Linked DNA regions of Homo sapiens: region 1 is linked to region 2. The links are chromatin loops, found by intact Hi-C in ENCODE. Cell type or tissue: ovary. All regions are shown on one strand. Each heading gives the region's core, and the rest is flanking DNA. Links, peaks and the distances in the headings are about the cores only.

The links. Hi-C counts contacts between places; a loop is a spot of excess contacts. Peaks named below come from ENCODE experiments on the same cell type or tissue, not always from the same donor. Only the 100,000 strongest peaks of a DNase experiment are listed, where the experiment ranks them.
Region 1: a loop joins it to region 2, with 6 times the contacts of the local background. A loop is called at or near these places in 25 of 110 quality-filtered maps.

What each region holds. Positions count from the first base shown.
Region 1 is chr17:38,600,443-38,615,197 of GRCh38, forward strand. It overlaps SRCIN1 (SRC kinase signaling inhibitor 1), which reads right to left and starts at 5,510. Exons shown (of 19, transcript NM_025248.3): 1 at 5,242-5,510. The coding sequence starts at 5,263. RefSeq lists a silencer at 1-68 and enhancers at 6,370-6,971, 6,972-7,572, 8,716-9,386. In ovary, for the core only: a CTCF peak has its summit at 6,092 (motif pointing left); a DNase peak (open chromatin) is centred at 5,535; H3K4me3 peaks cover 1,045 bases; H3K27me3 peaks cover 323 bases.
Region 2 is chr17:38,658,426-38,673,180 of GRCh38, forward strand. It overlaps EPOP (elongin BC and polycomb repressive complex 2 associated protein), which reads right to left. Exons shown (of 1, transcript NM_001130677.2): 1 at 13,278-14,755. Among named protein-coding and RNA genes, the nearest start is that of EPOP, 9.2 kb to the right of the region's middle. RefSeq lists enhancers at 281-780, 9,131-9,425 and a silencer at 13,371-13,665. In ovary, for the core only: a CTCF peak has its summit at 9,298 (motif pointing left); a DNase peak (open chromatin) is centred at 9,294.

The DNA of each region.
Region 1 (14,755 bases), core at 2,754-10,753, 61 kb before region 2:
GTAGCTAAGAGGGCCCAGAGAGGCAATGAATGACCTAGTCCTTCTCACTGACCATCTCTGAGGCCCAGGTTTCAGCACACACATCCCCAGAGCCCAGGGGAATGGGCAAAAGCAGGCAGGGGCACAAGGGCAGGACTTGCCATGGGTTGAGCCTGGGAGGTGAAGCCGGAGGAGGAGCTCTGACACCTGGCTAAGCTCCCGGCAGAGGGCTAGCAGGCCCTGGAGGGTGCACAGCCTCAAGCCCCTCTGCCGGCTGCAGTATCAGGCCTCCGTGGGGTTCTGCACACCCCATCCTAGCTAGCCACAGGCAACTTTGGTGAATTCACCCACCACTTGGCTTCTCTGTTTTGACCTTTTGGAGCAGAAGTGCTGAGGGCAGGGGTCCCCTCGACTACAGCCATCCCCCCAACCCTGCCCCCAGCATGGCTGGAACACAGGGGCCAGACTCACCTCCCCAGGGAATGCTCAAGCCCAGCTTTCACCCCTCTGGGAAATCGGAGCAGCAAAAGCATGGGCCAATGGGCAAGGGGAGTTGGAATGGTGGGTGGGACTCTGGGCCGGGTGTGGGCGGCACCCTCCCCCTTCAAGCAGGCACCATTAATATATGCAAAGCATATGCAAATCACCCAGAAGAGAGACACAACACCGCTGGAATGTCACAAGAAACCTTGGAGATCAGCCAGCCCACGCCCCCTCATTTCACAGGTGAGGAAAGAGGCCCGCGCTGGGATGGGACTTGCTCAAGGTCACGCAGACATCTGGGCACTGAGGAAGGATAAGAATGAGCTCTCTTGACTTAGTGCAGTGCTTTTTCCACCAGGGTCTTGTCTTTCTGCTGGGGGGTTTATAACATTGCAAAGGGGCCCCAGGGCGTGGATGGGGCTCCAGGCAGGCCCATCAGAGACATGGGTGGGAGATGGAGCTGAGAGGCTTCTTGGATGCCTCCCTTACCGCCTCTGCACCTGGAGATGGTCTGGTGGGTGTGAGGGGCAGTGCAAGGGCAGCATAGCACCTGGGGGGCCGCGCGGTTGGAGGGGCGGGAGGCTGGAGGTAGGCAAAGAGAAATATGAGGGGCAGGGCAGAAGAGCAGGGAACCTGGGGTGTTTGAGGCAGGGGAGGAAGAGCCCAATGTCAGGGCAAGGTGCCTGCTGTGGTGTGGGGAGGGGGATGGCGCCCTCAACACATACACACACACGCACACACACACACACGCTCGCGCGCACACACACACACACACACATCGCTAAGTGCTCTGCAGCCCTTCCTGGACTCTGACAATTATGGCACCTGACAGACCATAATAGTTAACCCAGGCCCATCCCTTCTGAGGCCACTTCCCCGCCCCCAGCTTGGCTTCTCAACCTTCCAGACAGTCCTCGAAAGCAGGGCCAGAGCTGGGGAAAGGAAGGGGAGGCAGACAATGGGAGGGGTGGTCAGAGGGAGGAAGGGGGAGGCAGAAGAAGAGACGAGGACAGGGTTAGAGAGAGAGACAGCAGGAAGGGCAGCGCAGGAGAAATTGACGAACAGGGAGCGGGAGGGGAGGAATGGGAAGACGGAAAGGCACAGAGGAGAGATGGGGGAGGGGCGAAGACTGAGGGCATCCAGGGGAGTGCTCTGGAGCCCAGGTATCGGGTAGAGGAACCCTGACCCCGAGGTTCTAGGCTGCTTGGCAGGAGTTGGGGACCATGCCCCTGCCCCTCTGCCCACCTCCCCCAGAAACTCCCCTGGCTGCCAGGAACTCAGTCCTCCCTCCTTCACTGCCTCCCTCCCTTCCTCCCTCGGGGCAGGCACTGCTTCCCAGCCAAATCCGAAGCCTTCATCTCCGCTACTCAGAGCTTGGAATGAAAGAAGGGGAAGCGAGTACAGCCCTCAAACCCGCTGACGGCCAGATTTTTATTATCTTTGCTCGAATGGGCCCTAGGAAGCCAGTGAGGGATTCTTCAAAGAGCATCTGAGTGCCTCATTGAAGCCTGCACCTGCACCAGCCCACCCACAGCAGGCAGCCAGGACTTGGGGGGCACAACCTGTCCCCCACCCCCCACAAATCCTAGAGTCCAGAGCCTCAGCTACCAGGAGACTCACCCTCAGCAGCTTGTGCCCAAGCAGGGGTCCCTAGGTCAGGAAACCAGGCTTAAAGCTAGACCTAAGTCTGCTGGGCCTCTGAGGCAGTCTGTGTCCCTCTCTGGGCCTCAAGGACATAAATGAAGAAAGAAAACAGATTTCCTTGCCAGGGCTTGGAGGAGATAAATGCTTGAGATTCCTCGAAAGAGCAGCTTTTATGGCAAGCCCTGGATCCTTCCCCTGAACTCCCTGCCTGCCCAGCACCCACAGGCCCCTTTGCAAGAGCACCCCCCACCACAGCTGCCTCTTCATGTGCCCCAGGCCTGCTACCCAGGATGACAGACGCCATGAACTGTTCTTCCTTGAGCCCCAAACTCAGCTCCCTCAGTTCAAATCCTCAACACTGTCTCCCTTCTTTCCCCAAAACCTAACCTGGGGTGGGGGTGGGGGCTCAACAAACTGGGTACTTCAAAGAGCCCAGCCGCCTCCCTCCTAAGCACTTCCAGGGCTGGGGTTTTGGCAGAGAATTCCAAGGTTGGCATAGGCAGATGGCAGCCATGCCACCCCCACCCTCTAGCTCTGACCACACTGTCGATGCCCACAGCCAAAGAAGGAATCAATGGTTCTAATTAAACCCTTTTTCCAGGGTGGGTCCCTGGCGAGAGAGAGGGAAGAGGGAGAGAGACAGGGAAGGGAGGGGGGAGAGGGGGAGAGAGAGAGAAAGAGAGAGAGAGAGCGCGAGAGTGCATCAGAGAGGCCCTGCATCCCAGTGCCCAACCCAGTATCCTGCACATCTTTAAGACGCCTGGAACCCAGCAGGGATGAGGCCACGAAGACCCCAGACCCTCCGCATTAGGCAAGGAGGCAAGTAGAGGGGCAGGGGAAAGCCTGGGGTGGGGGTAGCTCTTTGAGGGGTTCATTCGAGCGACCCTTCCCCTAGTGGAGCATCCCTCTCCACTCAGCACTCCCCGAGGACCACAGTTGCCTCTTCCAGATAGAGCTCCAGGGCACAGACAGTGGGAGCCAGAAGGGGGATTTGTGCCTCCATCCCAGCCTTGAGGGTCATCACAGAGAACCAGCCATCGTGGAAAGGGCAGAAGAAGCAGGAATTGTTGTGGGGGGACTGGACAAAGACCCTCTTGTCCCCAAGGCAGGGTGGCAGGAAGCCAGGGCAAAGCCTTTGCACTTGCTGCCAGTGGTGCCTGGGTGCCAGGCAGTCTGGGTGGGGACAGCGGGGTGGAGGGGGGGTGCATCTTATTCTTGGAAACCCTCCCCTTATGCCCAGAGCCCTCACCCCATCCCTTGCTTCTACCCCAGGCCACCAGCTAAGTCTCTGTCCCCAGCAACTCTCAGCTTGCCTGGAGCACTCCTTCCTGTGTGAATGTTCCTTCCCATGTCCCTGACACCTGTATGGAGTGGCCCATCACCAACCAGAACCAGCAAAACCCCTCAAATGCACCATAGCTGCTCCCCACATACAACCACACCAGAAACCACCACCATCACAGCTGCCACCAGTGGCGACAGCCTCACAATCTCCATCAAATGCATCATCAATTTTTAAAGATCAACAAGAGGGAAAGGGATGGGAATAAGAGAAACTGAGGCAAGGAATTAGACAGCAAAGCAGTTGGCTCAAGGTCACCCAGACCAAGATACCAAGAGTCGGGAAGAAGGTATCCTGACGACCCCCCAAAAGTGCTCAAACCCCACCCAAAGGAACATTCAGGCCCACAAACCTGGAAGTCTGGTCAGCTTCCCTCACTCCCAAGCCTCACCTGTTTCTCCCTTCCCCAAAACAGACAGCAGCTCCTCCATCTCCTTTTGAAAGGCTGCTGCCAGAAACCCCCACCCCCAGCTCGGGGAGCCCACTTTCCTTAAAGTTGGGGTGCTGCAGGACCTCCTTGTCCCACAACATTTGAGGAGGGGGGCTGGGAAGATCCCCCTCCTTGCATACTTCCCCGCGCCTGCTCACCTGGCTCCCCTCGGCCCCCAGGGTCCCTCGGTCCAGCCTCCTCCCTGGGAGAGCGGGCTCTGCCCTCCGCCGTCCTCTCCCACCAGGCCAGGGCAAAGCGCCGGAGGCACTGCCAGGGCTGCATGGGGACGCGTGGGGCTGGGGGACGAGCACCAGCAGCCGCACACGCCCCGCCGGGCCCTGACAGCTGAGCTGCGGAGGCACCCGGCCTGTCCCCTCTGCTTCCACCAGCATCCTGCTGCCCCCACCGACAGGACTCGGAGCTGGCCCGGGAGCTTCTGACGTAGCAGGGGGGTGCGTGGGAGGGGAGGGGGGGCCACGGTGCGTCCCCTTCCCAGCCCCACCCTCCACCCCTCAGCCGCCTGCCTTCCCTATCTTCTCACTCACCCTAGATGCCCTCCCCAGCTGGGGGCGCCCTCCCCTGCCCCCTGGCCTCTGCAGGGGGAGGGGTTAAGATCAAATAGCCCCTCCCTAAACCCCTCCCTCTCGTGGCCCTCCCTACCCGCTGGTAGAGCGGGGAGCTGGTCCCCAGTTTCTGCAACTGCTGCTGAGGCTCAGAGGTCTCCAGGGCTAGGGCCTCGAGGTGCGGGGAGGGGGGGTGTGTGGAATACAGGCTTGTATCCTGGCAACGCGGCCAACCCCAGAACGCACTCATCCCCTTCCCTCCCTGGAGGCTGGCGCAAAGGGCCCACCACCACCATCCTAGCCCGTGCACCCCATTCTGGGAGCTGGGGGAGGGAGGCCTTTGATGCACCCCTCACTTCTCCATCCCCTTCCCCTCCCCTGCATCCTCCACTTCCCCCACCTCGGAGGGACGCCCTTCTCCCCCCACCCTCCTCACCATCCATCCCCCTTCTTCTCCTCACCCCTCCCCCTTCCACACAAGCCCCTTTACAGTTGAACCCCTCTGGCCCCCACCCCGGGGCGTAGTGAGGCCCTCCCCACCCAGTCTCCTGCCTCGCCACCCTGCCCCCTTCTCTGGTCCCAGCACTCCTCTCGCCCGGGTCCTTCTCCCAAGCCCGGCGCACAGCGGTCCCCTGCCCCCACACACCTGCGCCCCAGCATCCCTCGCCCCGCCGGCCACCGCCTCCCCGGCCCGGCCGCCGCCCCCGCCCCCGGCCGAGGGGGAAAACACACAAAGAAAACAGAAATACCTTCCACTTAAGCATGGAGGCACATTAGGGAGGAGAGAGACAGGGACATGCCTTGGGACGGAGCGTTCCCCATCGGGCGGGGGCGCGGGGGGCGGGGGCCCCGGGCCGGCCTGCCTGGCGCTCGCCCTCTCGCCGCCTCGCGGGCTCCTCGCTCGGCCCCAGCCCCGGGGCGCGGTGCCAGGCGGGCGGGCCGGGGGCGCGGGCCCCGCCGGGGTGGACCAGCTGGGAGGGCGCCGGCGGCCGGGCGTGTGGGTGAGCGCGCGCGCGGGCGTGTCACCGAGTGTGCGAGAGCGAGTGTGTGTGTGTTTGAGTGTGTGTCTGCGCGCGCGCGGGCCGGCGCGGGTGTGTCACTGCGGGCGGGCGCGCGCGCGGCGCGGGCGCGCGCGTGTGGCCGGAACTTACAAAGGGCCGCCCGGGGCGGCGGGGGCGGGGGAGGGGAGGGGGCACTGCGCCTTCTCGCGCCCTCCAGCTTCACCGCGTGATCCCGCAGCGCGCGGCCGGGGCCGGGCGCGGGGCGCGCTCACTCTCTCCTTCCCGCGCCACCTGCTTCGTCCCACCCCAAGTAGTCTTCGCGCCACGATAGAGACAAATACATTGACCGAGGACCGGCTCGGAGGAGGCACCCGGGGAAGCGGGGACACTTGGAGGGTGGAGGACTCCTGGGTCTCCAAGCCCGGGCGCGCCTAGGGATGGAAAGGCTCTCGGGGCTGGGTGGGGAGGCGGGGCGGCGAGACTGGGGGCTCCCTTCAGCCAAGGTGACCGCGGAAACCAACAGCCGCCCCATGCTGGGAGCGCCCGGATCCTCCTCTGCTTCTGCCTCGCGACCCCTCACCCCAGCGCGCCTAGACGCGGCTCGGTCGGAGGGTCTGGGCTCCCCGGCGCCCCCTGCTGGGCCGCCGCCTCGCCCCCGCTCCGGGTTGCAGCCCCTCCTGCAGGCGTGCGCGGGAACTGCAGGCAGGTCCGCGCCCCTCCGGCCAGTGAGACCCCACCGTAGGACGCTCCAGCGACGGTCCCTGCTCACGCCTCGCTTGGCGGCGTCACTGCCGCCTCTACTTCAGCCCGCAGAGCACTAGCTCGGCTCCACCCTGCCGTCCCCCGCCCCTCCGCGTCCCACCTTCGTTGGCCTACCTGTTGGCTCCGCAGACTTCTCCAGCGCTGACCCGGACCCAGACCCAGACCCAGGCCCGCGCCGACACCTCGTGATTCCAGCGGCCCCCTCCCTCCCTCGCTCCGATGCTCTGGCCAGTCCCTTCTCTCTCAAGCTTTCTTGCGGAGGAGAAGGTGGGCTGAGTCCCCTGTCCCTTTTATTTACTTCTGGAGTTTCCAAAAGCAGTTTAGGTGAGCAAGAGAGTGGACACAGTACTTCTATTCACTGTGGGCCATCAGGCAGAGTGGCAGGCAGGCAGAGAGCCCAGGAGAGGAGACCCCACCCCAAGTGGCCCAAATGACAAACCGGTTTCCCCACTTCCTGGTCTACCCAGTTGCAACCTTAATCTGGGCTCTCCCAATTTCCTATCCACCCCCAGGCCTGCCCCTGAGCCAACCACATGCCCAGCTAGGGACAAGGTCCCAGATTCCCCTTAGAGATAAATAACCAATTGCAGTAACTCAGATGCCAGGGCCAGGACCAGAGGAGAGGCCCTTCCCAGCTCCAGTGGGACAGATCAGGAGGACAGCCAAGAGCTGTGTCCTGGACACACAGTCTGGGCACACGACCCCAGCGGCAGGCACCCTGACTTCTTCCCTCCTGGGCCAACTGCCTCTCCCTCTGCCAACTGGATGGTGCCCATCTTTTGGCCTCTGAGCGCACAGTGGGCATCCATCCAGTGCCCTGCCTGGCTGCCTGCCCAGGATGGGCATGGGAGGCAGCAGGCTCTGTGTGGGGGAGGCTCAGGGGAGGCAAGGGTAGCTTCCCCTCAGCACACGGACACCACCTCCCAAGCGGCTGGGAGCCCAGAGCTCTGGCACAGGTCGCTCCTCCGTTCAGATTCCTCACCCACTGACTGCACAGGACTCCTGCCCTTCACCTGCCCCCAACTCAGATTCCCCCCAAGGGACAAGATTTCTTCCCTCCCCCACTTTGTGCCTAAGGGGAAGAAAATTAGCAGGTGCTCTACCATAATCTCTAATTTTACCCTTTCGACAGCCTGATGGAAGTGAGCATTTTCAACCCCCTATCAGAGAGATATAGCCAATTGCCCAATGTAAGAGCAGCAAAGTTGAAATTCAAACCCACATCTGCCTTATGTCAAAGCTCCCTGCCTTTCTTCTATCACCATCATCTCATAACCCTGTGGGTCGCCACAGCAGGGACAACCCCTGGGACACAAAGTCTCATAACCATATAGTCGTTAGAAGAGAACTGAGATCAGGAATGTGGCTGAGAGTTAAGATGTATAGCCATGCCATAATCAGGAAGGAGACAGGGATCTGGTCCTATTGTGGAGAGAGTGACCTGAGGCATTACCTCTAGTTGACAATTGAAAAGATGCTTGTGCCATCATGTGGAGATTTGCCTGCCCAACCCCAGTGGCTTGGGGTGGGGTGGGAAAGGTTCTGTGATGCAGCCCCCAGGGATTGGAACAGTTCCAAAGGTGTCAGCAGAACGAAGCATCCATTTTTACCCGCCCTAAGGTGAGCTCGCTCATCATGAAGGCCACCTCCATAGTGAGGAGCTTAAATCAGATTTATGTAATATTTTTAATTTGTATAGCTCACCTTTTAATGATGAATCCTTAGCATTTCTGATCATCTTCATAGCTATCAGCTCATTTGAGACCCTTCTGCCCTCTCTTCCCCAAAGATGCTTTGTCCACACCCACCCTGCCCAGCTGACTCCATGGGTCTCCTGGAGGGGTGAGAAGGGATACAGCTCCCTGAATAGAACCCAAGGTCCCAAGGCTGAAAGTGGAGCCAGAGGACAGATGGCCTGGCATCATCGCCCCTCATTGACCCCAAGAAAAATACGTGCCTTTCCCTCCTCCCACCAGGTCTCAAAAGGAGGGGTTCCTGGTGGAGAGAGAAGGCTGGGGACACCATCTCCACTGATCAGGGCAAAAGCAACACAGGTATTACTTCAGCTGAGAGATGAGAATTGCTCCTGTAAGCTGGCATGGTGCCCAGGCACAACCAATTTGCCAGCTGCCTCCACCTGAGATGCCTCAGGTGCCGCCCCGCCCCCGCTCTCATTCCTCAACAGGTAACTTCCCTCTGGTCCTCCTCTCCTGTGCCTCTGGCAGTGTATTTGGTGGGGAGGGGGCAGCTGGCATGTTTGGGGCTTGGAACAGCAGATCCTAACCACTCACCTTGCCTCCCCAAACATCCCACCCAGCCCTCACCTGTTCCTGGGAGCTTGCGAGAGAGAGGTTATGGGGGTGCACCCTAGAGGAGAGAATTCTCAGCCCTGCCTCTCCTTCCCCAAGATGCAATAGGAACAGGGGTTGCATCTGGACAAACATCTGGGCAGGCAAAGGGAGATGGGCCTTGGGGTGGGCAGAGAAGGGCATCTGGGCCTCTAGGAGAAGGCACAGGGAAAAGGTGACGTGGAAATAATGGCTGGGACACCCCAAACTGGTCACTCTGCTGCTTTGGAGCACCCCCAGCCCAGTATCCTTGAGAAAGCCCCCGGTCCATGGGGCTGTTGTCTGGCCAGGCATTTCATGAGACCCCAAGGAACCATCCACATTCCACTAAGGGTGGCCTGCAGACAGTGAGGGCCTGGGGACCTGGTCCTATTCTGGGTCAAGTAACCAGGGGCAGTGACCTAGCACCTGGGGCACAAGAGGGGTGGGGGAGGAGCCAAGGAGGAGGAGGGTGCTTCCCGCTGCCCCAGGCCTGCTTCTGGGGCTTTCTGAACACAGCCTGGTCTCCCAGAGCCCCTAAGCCTCCCTTCTCACATTCCTCACCCTCCTGCTCCTCCTCCCACTCCATAGGAGAGGAGTGAGTGGCAGTAAATTTCTAAAGACCCTCCCCGCTTCCCTGCTTGTTATTGTAATGAATGCTAATGATGCTCCCTAACTGATGCCCTCATTAGCACATCAAACCCGCTTTCTGAAGAATGGAGACAGAAAGTGGAGGCAGGTTCTCTGGGGTCGGAGCCGTAGCCAGCCTCCTCCAGAGAACCTTATCCCGTTGCTTCTGGCAGGGAGGGACCAGCGTAGGGGCTTGGAGTGAAAAGCCGAGGTGTTCCCCTCCCAGTGGGAATTTCCTGAGCACAAGGCTGTCTTCCCTGTCAGATGGCAAGGGTTCCATCTGTCCCATCAGACTGGGAGCTCCTTGAGTCAGGCACCTTGCCCCCCTCATTAAGCCAGGGCTCCCCCTGTGGTAGGGCAGTGGCTCTGAAAGTAATTGGAAAAGCCCAGTTGCCTGGAGGGCATGTTAAACCAGCGATTGCTCCCCTCCCCTCAAGGTCTCAGATTCAACAGATTTGAGGAGGGGCCTGAGAATTCGCATTTCTTTTTTCTTTTCTTTTCTCTTTTTTTTTGAGATAGAATCTCACTCTGTCACCCAGGCTGGAGTTCAGTGGCTCGATCTCGGCTCACTGCAACCTCTGCCTCCCGGGCTGAAGCGATTCTCCTGCCTCAGTCTCCCGAGTAGCTGGGATTATAGGCACCCACCACAATGCCCAGCTAATTTTTGTATTTTTAGTAGAGACCGGGTTTCACCATGTTGGCCAGGCTGGTCTCGAACTCCTGACCTCAGGTGATCCACCCGCCTCAGCATCCCAAAGTGCTGGGATTATAGGCGTGAGCCACCGTGCCCGGCCCCACCCTGACAATTCTTTTTTTTTTTTTGAGATGGAGTTTCACTTTTGTTGCCCAAACTGGAGACCGGAACTGGATCCCTGATCCCCTGCTGTGTGCCAGGTCCATGCTCGGTGCTGCTGATGCCAGTGGATCTCCTTTCTCTGTAGGAGGGGAGAATAACCGCAAGGGAGAGGGTTCCTAGCACCCACCTCACTCTGGGTGACCTCCCAGGGCCTAAGTGGGGAGAGGGGCTTGTGGCTACAGTCCATAAGCATGCCTGCAGCTCCCCACCTCCTCCCTTCCCACTTGGTCCCTTAGGCATAAGAATTGTCGGGATGGGGCCGGATGCGGTGCTCACCCCTGTAATCCCAGCACTTTGGGAAGCCCAGGCAGGCGGATCACCTGAGGTCAGAAGTTCGAGACCAGACCGGCTAATATGGTGAAACCCTGTTTCTACTAAAAATACAAAAAATTAGTTGGGCATGGTGTCAGGTGCCTGTAATCCCAACTACTTGGGAGGCTGAGGCAGGAGAATCACTTGAACCTGGGAGGCAGAGGTTGCAGTGAGCTGAGATCGCGCCATTGCACTCCAGCTTGGGCAACAAAAGTGAAACTCCATCTCAAAAAAAAAAAAAAAAAGGAATTGTCGGGGTGGGGCCGGGCGAGGTGGCTCATGCTAGGCGAGGTGGCTCACGCTGTAATCCCAGCACTTTGGGAGGCCAAGGCAGGTGGATCACCTGAGGTCAGGAGTTGAGACCAGCCTGGTCAACATGGAGAAACGCCATCTCTACTAAAAATACAAATATTAGCCGGGCGTGGTGGCACGCGCCTGTAAGCCTAGCTACTCGGGAGGCTGAGGCACGAGAATCACTTGAACTCAGGAGGCGGAGGTTACAGTGAGCCGAGATCACACCACTGCACTCCAGCCTGGGTGACAGAGCAAGACTTTTTCTCAAAAAACAAACAAACAAAAAAGAATTGCCCGGGTGGGTGGGTGAGTGAACTGCAACCTTAGTGCTCTAGTTGGGGGAGGAGGGAGACAGGAGACTGGAGCTGGAGTGAAGAGATGGAGGGTGAGGGGAGGGGGCAAACAGAATTGGGATGAAGAGAAGATGAGAGGTGGAGAAAAACAGAAGAAAAGGGAAGAAGAGGGGAAGCAGGAGGGAGGGAGGGGAGGAAAGAGAGAAGAAGAGAGGGAGGGATGTATGGAGAGATGGAAAGAGTGAAAGAAGGCCTTTGACAGGGAAAGGGAAAAGACAAGAAAGATGAGGCCAGGGCAGGGAGGAGGAGAAGGAAGGTACAGTCTGTATCTGTCCTTAACAGGACATATTATGAGCCACTGAGGCCCAGGTAGACCACAAGCCCAACTCCTGCAGGGCCACACCCAGCTTGACTTTAAGGCTCTAGATTTCACCATCTGATTCACATGTCTTGGGGAAAAAAATGGAAGACTCCTTCCACCTCCAGCTAGCTGCCTTCCCAGGCCTGCCAACCAGCCTTAGAAGACTGTGGTAGAAGGTGCAGGGCATGGAGCCGGTACTATCCTGATCCGTTTTACCCCTGCTAGCACCTAGTAACCATCTCCTTGCCTTCCAAGGTTATAGCAATCCCCTAGTTAATGATGAAAGTAGGAAGAACTCTCGTGCATTGCTGATGGGAATGTGAAATGGTTCAGCAGCTATGGAAAGCAGTTTGGCAGTTCTTTAAACATAGAATGACCCTATGATCCAACAGCCCAAATGTCCTTCAGTGGATGAATGGATACACAAATTGTGGTATATCCATACAATGGAATACTATTCATCCATAAAAAGGAATGAAGTACTAATACATGCTTCAACATGGATGAACCTCAAAAACATCATGCTGGCTGGGCACCGTGGCTCAGGCCTGTAATCCCAGTGCTATGAGAGGCCAAGGCAGGATAATTCCTTGAGGCCAGGCGTTCGAGGCCAGCCTGGGCAATGTAGCAAGCCCCTATCTTTACAAAAAAATCCCCAGTCCCCACCAAAATATCATGTTAAGTGAAAGAAGCCAGTCATTAAAAGTCATATATTGTGTGATTCCATTTATATGAAATATTCAGAATAGGTAAATCCACAGAGATTTGCCTGGAGAGACGGGAGAACAGGGAGCAACTGTTAATGGGTATGAGGTTTCCATTTGGGATGATGAAAACGTGCTGGAACTATATAGAGTTGATGGTTGCACAGTATTATGAAAGCACTAAATGCCACTGAGTTGTTCACTTTATAATGGTTAGTTTTATTAATATACTATGCAAATCTCGCCTCAGAAAACAAAGTAATAATGAAAGTAGGAGTCTGCCAGGGAATTCAATGAGTAGAACCATCTGAAAAGTTCAGCTTATCTTCTTTGGAACAAAAGAGCTTGTGCCCACATGAGTCACAGCCTTTCCCGGTGTGCTGGAACACTGGGCACTGCTCTGAGGACTCTCAGAGGATGCTCGTAGGACCTTGAGATGTTTTCTGGCCCCAGGCTGCTCCCCGAAGCCTCTTCCTCTGCCTAGCCCTCACTCCATGGGGGCCTCCCTTTCAGGTTCCTGCCTCCCAAGCAGGTGGCAGACAGTTGATCTGTGCTTCGCATCTTCAGCTAACATCGTGCCATCTGCCCCAGTGGCAGGTCCACCCCTCTCTGATCCTTTGCTCCGAACATAGCCTTCAAAGCCCTCTAGTTTTCTTTACCACAATTTTTTTTTTTTTTTTAGTAAGTGCAGTGATGCGATCTTGGCTCACTGCAACCTCTGCCTCCCGAGTTCAAGTGATTCTCCTGCCTCAGCCTCCTGAGTAACTGGGATTACAGGCACGTGCCACCACGCCCGGCTAATTTTTGTATTTTTAGTAGAGATGGGGTTTCACCACGTTGGCCAGGCTGGTCTTGAACTCCTGACCTCAAGTGATCTGCCCACTTCGACCTCCCAAAGTGCTGGGAGTACAGGCCTACCACAGATTGTTTTCATCACCCCTTAAGTGAACCTCCTGCTCTCTGGAATCTCACATTCCCCACAGCACTCTCCCCACATGCCAGGCCCTGGGCTGCCTGCTCAGGGTGCAGCAGAGTGGGGAGGAGTTCCAGGGTGAATCAGGCTGTTCACTGCTCCTCCCTGCTCCAAAGCTTCCTATAGCCCCTTCTGCTCAAAGATCTTCCATGGCTCCCCATTCTCACACCAAGGGATTATAGGAACCTGAACCCTTTGAGGTCCTAACAAGAATTTTGCATTCTCTGTAAATAAATAAATGTGCCCATGTACAAGAAATGAGTGGGCCTCTTTGACCTCTGCAGCCCATCCAAGGACCTCTAAGGCAGAGCTACTCAAAGTGTGGTCCATAGACCAGTGCCAGCCACTGGTTCACAAGAATACAGAAATGGAGAGTAAGCACTGAGAAACCTTTATAGCGATTGCCTGTACATCTAGGCACATGACCACTTTTACTGTATTTTACAAAAATATGGGTATGCAATCAATTGGAAATTTTTTTAAAAGGCGGGGGTAGTCCTTCATTACAGAGTTTGAGAAACACTACCCTAAGGACCCTTTCACTGCTGACCTACTCAATAAATTCAGGCTGGCATTCCAGGCCCTCCACGACCCCATCCTCTAATCTTTCCAGCCTTATTTCTGGCTACCTCCCACAACACACACACACCCACACACACACACACACAATCTTCCCTTCACACTCCATGTCTTTGCCTATACTGTTCCCCTCCCCCATGGGGTTGTCCTTTCCTTCCTCTGCACCTGTTGACACCTGATTCTGGCCTCAAAGCCCAGCTCAAATTCCATTTCCTCAGTAAAGCCTTTCCAAATTCCACCCCCTTCCTTCCTTACACACATAAGCAAACACACAAACATATTCTAGCTGAACTTTGCACTCCCCTGGGCTTTCCTAACACCCATGTAGCTTTCTTTGTGGCCGTCTGTCTCTTCCTAGCCAAGGCAGAGCTGTGGTCCTCTCTGCCGGTGCCTCCTGGCCTCTCCCGCTCTGGGATGTCCAGCACCTCGCTGCATGGATTCTGGGCATTGCTATCCTGATTTGTACCCCACTCCCCTGGCCTCTCCTGTGGTTGCTCCTTTGTGTCCACCCATCTTCTGTGCTGGCCCCTCTGAGCTCCCCTCAGCAAGGACTCCATCCCACTCCCTGCCCCACTCCTGACTTCACCTCATCACCTGGGAGATCCGACCCTCTCAGCAATAACTGCTGGTATATGACTGGGACCAAAAATTAGTGACATCTTGACATGTTAAGAACTGTAAAAAAAGGCTGGGTGCGGTGGCTCACACCTGTAATCCCAACACTTTGGGAGGCTGAGGTAGGCAGATCATGAAATCAAGAGATCCAGACCATCCTGGCCAACATGGTGAAACCCCATCTCCATTAAAAATACAAAAATTAGTTGGGCGTGGTGGCGCGTACCTGTAGTCCCAGCTACTTAGGAGGTTGAGGCAGGGGAATCGCTTGAACCTGAGAGGCAGAGGTTGCATTAAGCATTGAGCCGAGATTGCGCCACTGCACTCCAGCCTGGCAACAGAGCGAGACTCCGTCTCAAAAAACAAAAACAAAACGAAAAAAAAAACACTGTAAAAAAATACTGGCAGGGCGTGGTGGCTCATGCCTGTAATCCCAGCACTTTGGGAGGCCGAGGCAGGCAGATGCTTGAGCCCAGGAGTTCCAGATCAGCCTGGGCAACGTGGCAAAACCCTGTCTCTCTCTTTTTTTTTTGAGACAGAGTCTTGCTCTGTCACCCAGGCTGGAGTGCAGTAGCACAATCTCAGCTCACTGCAACCTCTGCCTCCC
Region 2 (14,755 bases), core at 6,009-14,008:
ATTAGAACTATAGGACACCTAACTTGGCCCAAACCAACACAGAACCCAGCCCAGGGTGTCAGGGAGCCTGTAGCAGCCCACACTGAGACAGGGCTCACAGGGCCTGGAGTGACATGGAGCCTGGTGGGGTGGGACTGAATGATAGGGCGCCCATGTTGCTTCAGGAAATCACAGAGCCCACAGGGATTAGACTGAAGTGGTGCCCGTTTTGGTCCAGAGTGACATGGAACCCACAGTGGCCACAGGGGTCTGGACTGACTTGGAACTCAGAAAGGACTAACAGAGGTGATGGCCACATTTGCTCAGGGTGACATAGAGCTCATCAGGACTTGGACCAACTGGACCAACCAGGCACCCAACACAGAGCCCCAGACATGACAGGGGGCTCTCCGTGCAAACTCCAGGTTGCAGAAGACAGGAAGGGAGGGTCCGGAGGAGGCTGGGAGAGGAGAGGAGCAGGTGCCGGGGAGCAAGGCTGCTCTGTGGCTGCTGTGAGCCTGCCTGCCGTGGGCTGAGTGCTACTTGGCTGGGCCCCAGAGAGGAGGTGCTGCTGCTGCAAGGCTCAGATGGAGGAGGAAGTGGGAAGCTGGAGGCAGGGTGGGCGCGAGGCTGGGGTGGGGAGAGCACTTCCTCCCCCAAAGAGGCTTGGCACGGGGGCTGGCCCACTGCCCATGTGGATCCTGGCATTTACACTCCCCGCTCCCATTATACACAGGCGATGCGGTGGGTTATGGGTCTGGGACTTACGGACCTCAGATCAAGGAGCATTCAGCGCTGGGGGAACAGACAAACCGATGTCTCCCTGAATGGAGCACTCAGGGTCCAGAGGAGGAAGGGTTCTCCCTCCTGGCACTGGAGGTCCTTTTGATGCAGCCAGGTCCCTAGGCAGAGTGCCCTGGCCCTATTGTGTCCTTGCCCAGAGGAATGCAGAAAACAATGCAGGCTGCCCCTTCCCACATCCCTGGCAAGATCTAGAAATAGGTGCCCACACCTTCGTCTTAACTAAACCCAGCCCTCCCTCCCGCTTCTGGTCAGATGCCTCTCAGTCCTTGTCCCTACCAAGGGGAGAAGCCCCTCAGAGGCTACCTGCAGCTTCTCTTTATGCCAAGGTTAATGTAGAGGAGGAAGGGATGGAGGGAGGGGCATTACTATGAATTTATTTTTTGAGACAAGGTCTTGCTGTCTCACCCAGACCAAAGTGCATCAGCACAATCATAGCTCACTGCAGCCTTGATCTCTTGGGCTCAAGCAATCCTCCCCGTTCAGCCTCCTGAGTAGCTGAGCTGGGACTACAAGCACAAGCCACCACACCTAGCCAATTTTTAAAAATTTTTTGGGCCAGGCGCGGTGGCTTACGCCTGTAATCCCAGCACTTTGGGAGGCCGAGGCGGGCAGATCACAAGGTCAGGAAATCGAGACCATCCTGGCTAACACGATGAAACCCTGTCTCTACTAAAAATACAAAAAATTAGCCGGGTGTGGTGGCGGGCGCCTGTAGTCCCAGCTGCTGGGGAGGCTGAGGCAGGAGAATGGCGTGAACCCGGGAGGCGGAGCTTGCAGTGAGCCGAGATCCCGCCACTGCACTCCAGCCTGGGTGACAGAGCGAGACTCCATCTCAAAAAAAAAAAAAAATTGTTTACAGAGTCTCCCTATGTTTCCCAGGCTGGTCTCGAACTCCTGGCCTCAAGCAATCCTCCCACCTCTGCCTCCCAAAGTGCTAGAATTACAGGAGTGAGCCACTGCACCTGGCCAATTTGAATGGGGAGCTGGATGACGCTCCCCATCCAGCCTGGTACTGCTGAAGAATCCAACCCTAACTCCACTCCTGCCCACACATCTCCAGGCTGACCTAGTTTCTGTTTCAAGGCAGGGGGGACACATGTTACACACTCCTAGACACAGAGCTGTGCAGAGCCAAGAGATGCACACGCATGCACGTGGGATAGACGAATGCAGGAGATCGCACACTCGAGGCCGGTGCACACACATGCATATCCAGAGACTCCTTCCTGACTCACGAACAAACCCAAGGACCCCCTCCAGCAGACACACAGACAGAGCTCCCTGTTCACAGGGCCACACAGACACACATGGACCTCATAAGCCATAGGCGTGATTCCCCACAGGGGTTCCCTACTCTCTATCCAGCTCCTGCTCCCAGGTCCCCACTCTCTGGGGCACAAAAACAGCAAAGGCAGTCCTGCTGCCACACTACCAGGGCCATGGGATCAAGGATCACCGCAACCCTGGGAATGGATCCCCAGTCTCCCCTCTTCTCTCCATAAGCTCCTGTCTTTTGGAACTGCAGTGCTTATTTCCCCAGGACAAGTCTCTCTGTGGGAGGGACCAAGGGTGGAGGACACTTCACTTCCCTACTTCCCTTCTGGTTTTTTTGTTTGTTTTGAGACTGTCGCCCAGGCTGGATTGCAGTGGAGTGATCTCAGCTCACTGCAACCTCCGCCTCCTGGGTTAAGCGATTCTCCTGCCTCAGCCTTCCGAGTAGCTGGGACTATAGGAGTGCATCACCACGCCTGGCTACTTTTTGTATTTTTAATAGAGGCGGGGTTTTGCCATGTTGGCCAGGCTGTTCTCAAACTCCTGACCTCAGGTGATCCACCCACCTCGGCCTCTCAAAGTGATGGAATTACAGGCTTGAGCCACTGCACCCGGCCTTTTTTTTTTTTTTTTGAGATGGAGTCTCTCTGCCGCCCAGGCTGGAGTGCAGTGGCGCGATCTTGGCTCATTGTAACCTCTGCCTCCCGGATTCAAGTGATTCTCCCTCAGCCTCCCAAGTAGCTGGGATTACAGGTGCCCACCACCACCCCTGGCTAATTTTTGTATTTTTAGTAGAGATGGGGTTTCACTACGTTGGCCAGACTGGTCTTGAACTCCTGACCTCATGATCCACCCGCTTCGGCCTCCCAAAGTGTTTTTTTGTTTGTTTGTTTTTCTTTTTTTTTGAGATAAGTTCTCACTCTGTCACCCAGGCTGCGGTGCAGTGGTGCGATCATAGCTCACTACGGCCTCAAACTCCTGGGCTAAAGTGATCCTCTTGTCTCAGCCTCCTGAGTAGCTGGGACAATAGGCACATGCCACTGTGCCTGGCTAATTTTTTAATATATTTATTTATTTACTTTTATTTTTGGAGACAGGGTTTCGCTCTGTCTCTCTGGGTGGAGTGTGGTGGGGCAATCACAGCTCACTGAAGCCCTGACCTCCCAGGCTCAAGCAATCCTCTCACCTCAGACTCCCAAGCATCTGAGACTACAGGTATGCGTCACCACACCCGGCTAATTGCTTATTTTTTGTAGATAGGGGGACTCACTATATTGCCCAGGCTGGTCTCAAACTCCTGGCCTCAAGCAATCCTCCCTCCTTGGCCTCCCAGAATGCTGGGATTATAGGTGTGAGCCACTACACTCAGCCCCTCTTCTTCTTATTTTTGTTTTTTGTTTTTTGAGACGGAGTCTCGCCCTGTATCTAGGCTAGAGGGCAATGGCACAATCTCAGCTCACTGCAACCTCTGTCTCCTGGGTTCAAGCGATTCTCCTGCCTCAGCCTCCCAAGTAGCTGGGACTACAGGCACCTGCCACCGTGCCCAGCTAATTTTTTTTTATTTTTAGTAGAGATGGGGTTTCACCATGTTGGCCAGGCTGGTCTCAAACTCCTGACCTCAAGTGATCCACTCGCCTCGGCCTCCCAAAGTGCTGGGATTACAGGTGTGAGCCACCGTGCCCAGCCTGTCTCCAGGCTCTTGTGTCAGGTGTGTGTGCATGTGTGTTCATGTGTGCGTGCACGTGCGTGTGTGTGTGCATGTGCATAGGAGCAGGAGTCTGAGCCCGTTTGGGAACACGCTTGTCCATCCCTGTCCACCTGAGCTCTGGAGCCCAGCACCTGCCCTCCACAGAGGCCTTCCTCTCTTCTTTCCGGTGTCCCCAACCCCTCCCTCTCTCCTAACGCACTGTAATCGTGCTGGATCCTGGGTTCGTTCTAGAGCCTTCCTCATCTCTGCCCTTCCTCATCCAAGTTCCTCAAAAGAGATGCATGGGCTGGATCTGCTTCTTTCCCTCCCGTTTCATCCCTACTCCCCAGGAAGATCTCACTAGAGTCACTGGTGCCATCCTGCTTGCCAAGGCCAGTGGACCTTCCTCATCCTGTATCTGATCTTGTTTTTTTTTTTAAGACAGGATCTCACTCTGCCACCCAGGCTGGAGTGCAGTGGTGCAATCACTGCTCACTTCAACCTCCACCTCCCCAGGCTCAAGTGATCCTCCCACCTTGGCCTCTTAAGTAGCTGGGACTATGGCTTGCGCCACCACACCAGCTAATTTTTGTATTTTTAGTAGAGACGGGGTTTCACCATGTTGCCCAGGCTGGTCTCAAACTCCTGACCTCAAGTGCTCCACCCGCCTTGGCCTCCCAAAGTGCTGGGATTACAGGCATGATCCACCATGCCCGGCTCTATCCCATCTTTGTGTGACATTCCACCCTGTTTTCCTCCTTTCTTGATACTCTCCTCCTTTGATTATTGGATGAGTTAGGGTAAGTTGTGTTCGTTAGGCCAATATTTTATTTTATTATGTTTTAATTTTCCATTGTATTAATTTGGCTAATTATTTTTTCATTAGGTTAATTCTCTGTATTATTTGGGCTATGCTAAACTGTTTAGCTTAGTCTAAGTTGTACTGGTTAGGCTAAACTCCTAGAACAAAGAGATCCAAAAAAAGATGATGGCTTGAAGAATGTAAAATTTGCTTCTTTCCTGTGTTGCAGGTGAACACTCCAGGTCAGCCGGGAGCTCTCACAGCCATTCGGGGACCAGGCTCCTTCCATGTGCTGCTGTGCTGCCCCCTAGGGCCCTGCCAGTGACTCAGGACCGAAGCTGAGTGACTGCCATGCCGGGTTCCAGCCAGCAGGAAGGGCAAGGGAGTGTGGGGCGGGCAGGCCCAGGGTCTTAAAGCCCAGGCTGGGAGAGGCACACACCCCTTCCCCTTCGCAGCCCAGTGGTGGGAATTAAATCACATAGTCATACCTGACCGCAAAGGGGCTGGGAAATGTGCCTACCCAGTTGGCACAGGGAGCTCAGATTTGGGTGGACAATGAGCAGTGGTCACCAGAGCCCCCAGAGCCTCCCCCTCTCTCCCTCCTCTCCACCCTCTCTCTCCCCACTCTCTCCCTGGCCATTCCTCCCCAGCCCCCGCCTTTTTTTGTTGTTTTTTTTTTTTGAGACAAAGCCTCCCTCTTTTGCCCACCACAGGCTGGAGTGCAGTGGCATGATCATGGCTCACTGCTTCCTCGACCTCCTGGGCTCAAGTGATCCACCTCAACCTCCCACAAAGCTGGGACTACAGGCACGAACCACCATGCCCAGCTAATTTTTTTTTTTTTTTTAATTTTTAGTAGAGACAAAATCTGACTATGTTGACCAGGCTGGTCTCAAACTCCTGGGCTCAAGTGATCCGTACTCCTTGCCCTCCCAAAGTGCTGGGATTACAGGCGTGAGCTGCCACGGCACTTGGCTCCCCTTTGTAAATGTGCCCCAGGGCTCTGTTCTTGGCCCTTTTCTCACCCCACATGCATGCCTTGGCCATTCCCGTCCAATCCTGTCTGATGCCCTAAAGCCTCCCTACCTCCAGCTCAGGCCTCTCTCAGCCACAAACCCACGCAGGCAACAGGGCCAAATCTGGGACTCAAGCCACACTCCTCCTCTGCCTCACCCCACATTCAATCTGTCACCAAAGCTGGTGAGTCTACCTTGTAAGGACCCCCTCACCGAGACTGTCCTCTCCTTCTCCCCGCCGACCCCGCCCCCGAATGGGTTCTCACAGCCTCCACCCCTGCCCCCCTGCCTCTACCCCCAGGGACTCCACACCAGCCTCCCATGAATCATGAAATGTGAGTATTCACCCTGCCTGTTCCTGAGCCCTCTTCTCTCACAGTCTGATTGGGTCACCCTTCAGGGGCTCCCTCTTGTCTTCAGAATCAACTCCTTACCCTAACATATAAGACCTTTTGTGATCTGACCTCGGTCTACTTCATCTCTTGTCACATGTACCCTGTGCTCCAGCCACTCAAATCTTGGCACTTTTGTGTGTGCTCTGCCCCAGTGCCTCCCGGCCTTCACTTCAGGGATTCCTATATCCTTGAAGACTCAATTCAGAGAGCTCCTTCTCTGAGAAGCCCCCTCTGATGCCCTGATGCTCTTCCCACATGCTCCACTGTTCCCTCAACCTCACCAGTCTCCACCTCTATGCCTGTCTTGTCCTGATTGCTCACTTACCTCTCTCCCCTGCTAGGTGGTGAGCTGTCGGAGAGCAATATGAGGTTTTAGTTATTTCTCATCTCCAGTCCTTAGCCCATTGTTGGAGACAGTTAACGCTTAACGCTTGAGAAATGTTAGCTCCTTTCTCTTCTCCTTTAAAACTGTGACACAAAGGCTGGGCACAGAAGCTCACGCCTGTAATCCCAGCACTTTGAGAGGCCAAAGCGGGTGGATCACTGGAGGTCAGGAGTTCGAGACCAGCCTGGTCAACATGGCAGAACCCCGTCTCTACTAAAAATACAAAAATTAGCCAGGCGTGATGGCTCACACCTGTAATTCCAGCTACTCGGGAGGCTGAGGCAGGAGAATTGCTTGAACCTGGGAGGCAGAGGTTGCAATGAGCTGAGATCACTCCACTGCACTCCAGCCTGGGCAACAGAGCGAGACTCTGTCTCAAACAAACAAACAACAACAATAAAAACTGTAACACGTAGCTTTATACATAAAACTAAAATCTGGAAACAGCCCAAACATCCATCAACAGGAAAACATATACATTGCAGAATATTCATTCAATCAAATACTACACGGTGATAAAATGAGTTAACTACAGCTTCATGCAACAGCATGAATGAATCCCATGCATAATGTTGAACAAAAGAAGCCAGACCCAAAAACGTACCTTCCATTCTTATGAGGGTCAAAAACAAGCCGAACGGATCTTCGGTGACAGAGGCCGGCATGGTGGTCATCTCCGGGTCAGGAGATCAACTGGGAGCAGGCCTCACACAGCCTCCCAAAGGCTGGAAGTGTTGCTTATCTAGGTCTGGGTGGCGATCACACAGGTAATGTACATGTGTAATGATCATCAAGCTGAAATTCTGGTGCATTTTAGAGTAGGTAACTTCCCTCTGTTTGTTTAAGTGCCATGATTTTGTAATAAATCATCGTGGAAGCCGGGTAGAGTGGCTCATGCCTGTAATCTCAGCACTTTGGGAGGCTGAGTCAGGAGGATCCCTTGAGATCAGAAGTTCAAGATCAGCCTGAGTAGCATAATGAGACCCCCATCTCTACAAAAAATAAACAGAGCTCACGCCTGTAATCCCAGCACTTTGGGAGGCCAAGGTGGGCGGATCACTTGAGGTCAGGAGTTCTAGACCAGTCTGGCCAACATGGCAAAACCCTGTCTCTACTAAAAAAATAGAAAAAAAAAAAATTAGCCAGGCATGGTGGTGCACGCCTATAGTCCCAGCTTCTCAGGAGGCTGAGGCAGGAGAATCGCTTAAGCCTGGGAGGTGGAGGTTGCAGTGAGCCAAGATTGTGCACTCCAGCCTGGGTGACAGAGCGAGATTCCATCTCAAAAAAAAAAAAAATTGGCCAGGCACGGTGGCTCACACCTGTAATCCCAGCCCTTTGGGAGGCTGAGGCGGGTGGATCACAAGGTCAGGAGTTCGAGACCAGCCTGGCCAACAGGGTTAAACCCCGCCTCTACTAAAAATACAAAAATTAGCCAGGCATGGTGGCAGGCACCTGTAATCCCAGCTACTCAGGAGGCTGAGGCAGGAGAATTGCTTGAACTCAGGAGGCAGAGGTTGCAGTGAGCCAAGATTGCACCACTGCACTCCAGCCTGGGCAACAGAGCAAGACTCCGTCTCAAAAAAAAAATTAAAAATAAACAGAATTAGCTGTGCATGGTGGCACGTGCCTGTGGTCACAGCTACTCGAGAGGGTGATATGGGAAGATCTCTTGAGCCTGGGAGATCAAGGCTGCGATGAGCCAAGATCGCACCACTGTACTCAGCCTGGGTGACAGAGTCAGAGCCTGTTTCAAAAAAAAAAAAAAAAAATCACCATGGATGGCAAGTCTGCGTCTGAGAGGCACTTTCTGTTACAGAGTCCCCTGATTTTAGGTGATGACACTGAGCCCCAGAGAGGGTAAAACACTCAACACTCAGCTTGAGTCGCTCAGCACATCTGTGGAGAGTCCACACCCTAAGGAGGGGACTGCATGTCCTGCTTTCCCCATGCCACTCTAGGGACCTTGGGGGCAGGCTCTGTGTCTTTGTGTCTCTGGAACAGAGCTCTGGGACCTCTACATATTGGTGGGGGCTACTCCCACCCCATAACAGGTTGCTGCTGGGTGGTGAAACATGGCAGCAGTGTGGTCATTTAGAGCACAAACTCAAAGGACACAATTCCGTAGCTGTATGGGCTTAACCTCTGTGAACCCCAGTTTTCTCATCTGCAAAATGGAGCTAATAGTACCACGGTTGGGCGCGGTGGCTCACACCCGTAATCCCAGCACATTGGGAGGCCAAGGTGGGCAGATCATTTGAGGTCAGGAGTTCGAGACCAGCCTGGCCAACATAGTGAAACCCCGTCTCTACTAAAAAATACAAAAATTAGCCAGGCATGGTGGCCCACGCCTGTAGTCCCAGCTACTAGGGAGGTTGAGGCATGAGAATCACTTGAACCCAGAAGGTGGAGGTTGCAGTGAGCCAAGATTGCGCCACGGCATTCCAGCTTGGGCAACAGAGTGAGACTCTGTCTCAAAAATAAATAAATAAATAAATAAATAAATAAATAAATAAATAAATAAATAATAGTACCTACCTCATGTTGTGTCCTGAGGATTACATGAGCAACTAAGCATAATATAACAAGGCCTGGTTCCAAGGAAATGCCATTACAGTGCTTGCTATGATAACCACTCAGGAGGAAACCTAGTCAGACAGACCAGAGCTACTTTGCTCCTCCACTGGCTGTGTGACCTCAGGCAAGTTAATTAACCTCTCTGAGTCCCATTTCCTCATCTGCTAAACAAATAGTACTTATCTATTGCTATGAAAGCAAAATAATGCCTGTAAAACACCTGACACCTGCTTAAGTTCCTTGTGTGCAGAGACCACGTCTTGCACATCGATCCCCCTCAGGGCTCTCACTCCATGGCCTGGGAGAATGAATCCCTTCCCCAGCCACCCTTCTCTGGCTCGCCATCCTCTTTCTGGTGCTAGCAGACAGCAGCATCTAGTGGACAAGCTCTGGAACTGCATTCTGGCCAAGGGTCACTCGCCAAGCTGCTGTGCAGTCATTTAAATGAGGCTTTTTAAAAATGCTTTAGACAAGGGTGGAGGGGTCAGGAGGAACGGAGGTGGGGTGAAATGCATTGGGCAAGTATTCATTAGGTGCCTGCTGTGTGCAAGGCACTGATCCAGGACCTTAAAAAATGAAGCAAGAGATACAAGATCACTGTAGAAGGACACAAGAAAAATCACAAATAATTATAACTTTGTCATCAATACCCTAACTTTTTATCTTAGAGAAAATGTGAACACAGCATAGGGGGACTTGGCACACTGGACAGTGTCTTCTCAGGAAGTGTTTTTTGTTTTTGTTTTTGAGACAGGGTCTCGTTTTGTCACCCAGGCTGGAGTGCAGTGGAGTGATCACAGCTCACTGCAGCCTTGATCTCCCTGAAGTGGCTGAGCAATCGTCCCACTTCAGCCTCCAGAGTAGTTGGGACTACAGGTGCACGCCACCACACCCAGCTTGTTTTTTGTTTTTGTTTGTTTGTTTGTTTTTGGTAGCATCAAGTTCTCCCTATGTTGTCCAGGCTGGCTCAAACTCCTGGGCTCAAGTGATTCTCCCCGCCTTGGCCTCCCAAAGTGCTGGGATTACAGACACAAGCTACCTTGCCAGCCTTCTCAGGAAGTTTTTACAATTGCAGGGGCGATTTTTTTTTGAAATGGTTGTTACATGTCAATGACTCTCAGTTAAGGCCAAGGCAATAAAATGAAAGCTTAGGTCAGGAAGGTTCTGCCTCGAGTCCCCTGACCCAGGTTCTCCATAGACAGAGGGGAGCGGGAGTGTCTGGCCCCAAAGCCGCACTCGCCCTCCACACTCCACAGTCCCTTCCTACCAGACACAGAAGAGTGAAGAGGGTCTAGAGGTGGCATGAAGCACATCTAACTGGGGGAATCAAAAAATACTTCATGGGAGAGATGACATTTTGCATTGGAGAATGAAGGTAAAGAAAGCAGGGAGGGGCATGCTGGGGGCGCTGGGGAAGGAAGTGCATTCCAGCCTAGTAGACCAGGTATACCTTCACTGGTATAAAGCGAAGTAATGGGAACCAAGTTGGTTGAGGGAGCTGGGGGTTAAGGCCAAATCACAGAGGGCTCCAAATGACAGGCCAAGGAGGCTGCATTTAATACTATCAGGGGACCCACTCAGTAAGAAGGTAAACTGATCTGAGGGCATCAGAGAAAAACCAGACACCCAGAAACTATTAATAGTTAGGTGGCTACTGTCATAGTCCAGCCTAGAGGTAGGGGACACTGCACCATGATGGAGTGGAGATTAGAGACAGAATTGTGAGATCCTTGGGAGGGGAGAAGCAGGGGGAGGCTTGGAAATAGATAGCTGTGGGTCAAATGGGAGGACCCAGCTGAGAATTCAAGGTGCTGAGTCCAGGGGAAGTAATGGGGAGAAAAGCAGAGCTGTAACCAGAATGTGGACTTGACCAGGGGGACTGCTGTGGGCAGGGAGCTGTGGGCAGGGACCAGGAGCTTGGTCTTTGACAGGGGCAAATGAGTTGCCATTGTCCCTGTGGAGATGCGGGACCAAGGCTCAGGAGGGGTGCTGGAGGGAGAGGAGGCAGGGACAGTCAAGTGGGAGTCATTTACCCATATAGGTGCAAGCTGATGACCTAGGGGAGGAAAACAGAATCCTGCGGGCAGATAGGGTGGAGGGCAGGCGCCACCGGACTTCATCGGACTTTGTCTTTTTAAAGCTTCTGGGGGAGGGGGGCAAGAGAAGGAGGAGATGGAAGAAGACAGAGGCGGGACCTTTGGGGACAGAGACCCTTGTGAGTGTCCAGCAGTGTCACAGGCTATGCAGAAGTCCAGGAGTGGTGGCAGGGAGGCAACTGTTGAATTTGAGGTTGGGGGCTCTCCTGGCTGACCTTGGCAAAAGCGGTTTCAGGGACAGAAGTCAGGCTGCAGAGGTCTAAGAGGTGAGAGGCAGAGGAGCTGGAGGCGGCTGATGCTCCCGGGAGGAGGGAGGAGACGGTAAGCAGGGCTGGGATAGGGGAAGGTGAGCGAGGGGTTACTCTGGGGGTCCTGCCAGACCCTGAAGAGGAGGGTAGAGACCCAGAGGCACATGGAGAGGAGACCCTCTGAGACCCTTTGAGACAGAAGGAAAACAGGTGATGCTGTAAGAGCTTAGAGACCCAGACAGAAATAAGACTATGACCACCACATCCCTGACAAACCAACGTGGTGGCCACCAGCCCTAGAGGACATGGGACTGGAGGAAGGGAGGGGTAGAAGCAGGGGCTGAAGACACCTGGGAGGGAGAGCAGACTTCCTCAGACCCTCTCGGGCTCCAGCGTATTGGCGTGGGAGAGGGAGTCCCAGATTCCCGGGAGCTCAGAGCCTAGGGAAAGCCAGGGGTCCCTTTCCCCTTTCCCCAGGCGGCTCCTGTTCGGAGAAACTTGTGGCCCTCGCTTGGAAGCACGCTTTTCCCTATTCCAACCCCAAATACTCAGTACCTGTTTGCTTCCCCCAGAAGTCTGGGCAAGTTTCTTTCTTTTCTGGGACTCAGTTTCTGGGGTGGGCTGAATGATGGAACCCAAAAAGATGTGTCCAGGTCCTAATCCCCAGCCCCCACTCCCCCAGAGCCTGTGAATATGACTTCATTTGGAAAAAGGGTCTTTGTAAATGTAACTTAATTAAAGATGTCAAGACGAGATCATCCTGGATTGTCTGGTGGGCCCTAAAGCCAATGACAAGTGTCCTTGTGACAGACAGGAGAGGGGAGGGCCATACCATGGGAGAATGGGAACTCTGCAGCCCCAAGTCAAGGAACACCTGGGGCCACAGAAGCTGGAAGAGGCACGGAGGGGGCCCTTCCCGAGAGCCTTCGGAGGGAGTTCGGCCCTGCAATGCCTTAGGTTTGGACCTCTGGTCCCAGTAAATGGAAGAGAAGAAATATCGGGGTTTGTTGTTGTTGTTTGAGATGGAGTCTCACTCTGTCGCCAGGCTGGAGTGCAGTGTGGTATGATCTCGGCTCACTGCAACCTCCGACTCCCGGGTTCAAGCGATTCTCCTGCCTCAGCCTCCAGACTAGCTGGTATTACAGGCATGCGCCACCAAGTCCAGCTAGTTTTTGTATTTTTAGTAGAGACAGGGTTTCACCATGTTGGCCAGGATGGTCTCGATCTCCTGACCTTGTGATCCACCCGCCTCGGCCTCCCAAAATGCTGGGATTACAGGCGTGAGCCACCTTACCCGGCCGCTTAAATATCTGTCTTTTAAGCCACCAAGTTTGTTATGATTTGTCATGGCAGCCCTGGAAACTAACGTAGTTCCCTATTCTGTAAAATAACTAGAATTAAATCTTATTTGGCCAAAAGGTGTGTTTTTTAACTCGCCACCCCGCCCCCTTCCAGGTTGAGTTGTAACCCTTTCACTTGCAGGGCGGGGGTGGGGGAGTGAGGGTGGGGGCAGGTGATGCAGGGAGGAAAGAACCTAAATTAACAGCATCTCCTCCTGCCCCGAAGAGGAGGAAAGTCCAAGAAGAGTATTTCATGCCCACCAGCCCTTCCTCCTTCACCCAGAGCTCACACCATCATCCCGTGCCCGGCTCCAGGCAGGCGGGTGGGGCAGACGCTGACCCGGAGCGCGTTACTAAAACCAAGGGGTCTTTGAAAATCAGGGAGTCTGCCTTTCCAGACTTCTGACAGCCCCCCTCTTCACAGCGATTCTCTCCCCACCCCTTGTGTCTTCTTCCTCCCGTTCTCCATTCTTGGGGGGCAAAATAAGATGGAGACTCCCGAAGCACAGGGTGGAAGGCACTCCCCCACCCCTTCTTCCTCCTCCTCCCACAACACAGCTGGAGGGGGAGGGGAGGTCAGCAGGGTTCACAGAGGCCAGATGTTAAGGAAAAAGAGAGAAGTGCCCACCCACCCCACCCCCACCCTCACCCCCAAGGAAAGAAAAATGAAAGGAGACAGTTTTTAAAACAAACAAAACTTTTATGGTCCAAAACAGTTTTTCTCAAGAATCTGCTCTATGCAAACAATAACAACTTTTTACAAAGCATTTTCACAGAAAAGGAGACAAGTCCTTCCCCAGCGTGGGAATTGTTCCTCTCGCACCTCGTTTTCGGGGGAAGAGGGGGCGCTATTCACTAGTGCGGGATGGAAGGCGCACTGGGTCCCTCAGTTGTTCGGCAGCTCCAAAAGCCCCAGCTTCCCTTCATACCTCAACTTGCCATCTCCCTAAGACCTAAGCTCCCCTGACCTCACCTGGGTGGAGGAGAAAGCACTTCCAATCCTCTCTGACTCAAGATCCTCCTAGCTGGAGGGCATGGCAGAGGGCATGATCCAGGCCTATCTCACCCCTCCCCTGGAAAACAGAACCTCTGACCCCAAACCTAATCCCCTGGCCCTGCCCCTTTCGGATCCATCAGATCTCTGACAACTCCCGCAATCCCTGAGGCTGGGGTGTTGCGGGGGGAAGCTTAAGGTACCTCAGCCCAGGTTCCATCCAGACTCAAACTTTGCCCCTTCAAACCCCAGGGGACTCTTGAAGTTAGGCCAAGAGTCCTTTCATTTACCACCTCTGCAAAGTGCAGCTTGTTTTGTTTCCACTCTTTAAGGGGGCTGAGTTTGGGTGTCCAAAGAATGGACTTGGGCCTGCCTTCCACCTCCACCCCCTCTCATCCATAAATCGGTGGAGGCCCTCGAAAGGCGACTTGTTTGGTCTGATTTTATTGATTTCTTCCACCTTCTATTACTTTCCCTGGGACAGTGTCTAGCCCCTTCCCCAGGCAAAGTAAGCACTTTCCAGGAGAGGAGGTCCCTCAGCCCTACCCGTCCTAAGGGAAGTAAGTTGGGGGAGGGGGCTGATTAATCAAGGTTGGGGGAAATCTTTCTCACCGGCCAGACCTTACACTCGGAAAGCAAACAAGGAAAAAACGGGAACTCCAAAACTGGACAAAAGGGAAAGGTCGGCGGCTGAGGCTGAAGATCTCACCAATTAAGGGTCACCTGCACTTGAGGGGGCCTAGAAAGGGGACAGGAAGGGGGTGATCTTCCTCTTACCCAAGTTCCCTCACCCATTAAAGGCTCCAGCGGTGCTTGGAGCGTTAGGGAAGGCCTGAGGGGAGCAAAGGGTTAAAGGCCTGGACAGTGGGGGTGGGGGATGCCCCCAGGGAGCTGCCAATCATCTCCCCACCCCCACCACAGCCCCGCACCCCAGGCTCGCCCACAGACACAGTAACAACCGGTTTGTCCATCACCGAGGTCTCTCTCTTCTCCCCTTTTTTTTGGGTGGGGGGGTGTCTTTGAGCGGTGGCCTCCTTTGCTCCCACTGGGGTGCAGGCCCTGCCTCCAACGGTCCGAGATGGAAGGAGGCAGGGATTGGAATCTATGTCATCAGCCTTCTCCCGACTCCAGCCCTGGGTTCCTCTGCAAAGGATGAGGGGGAG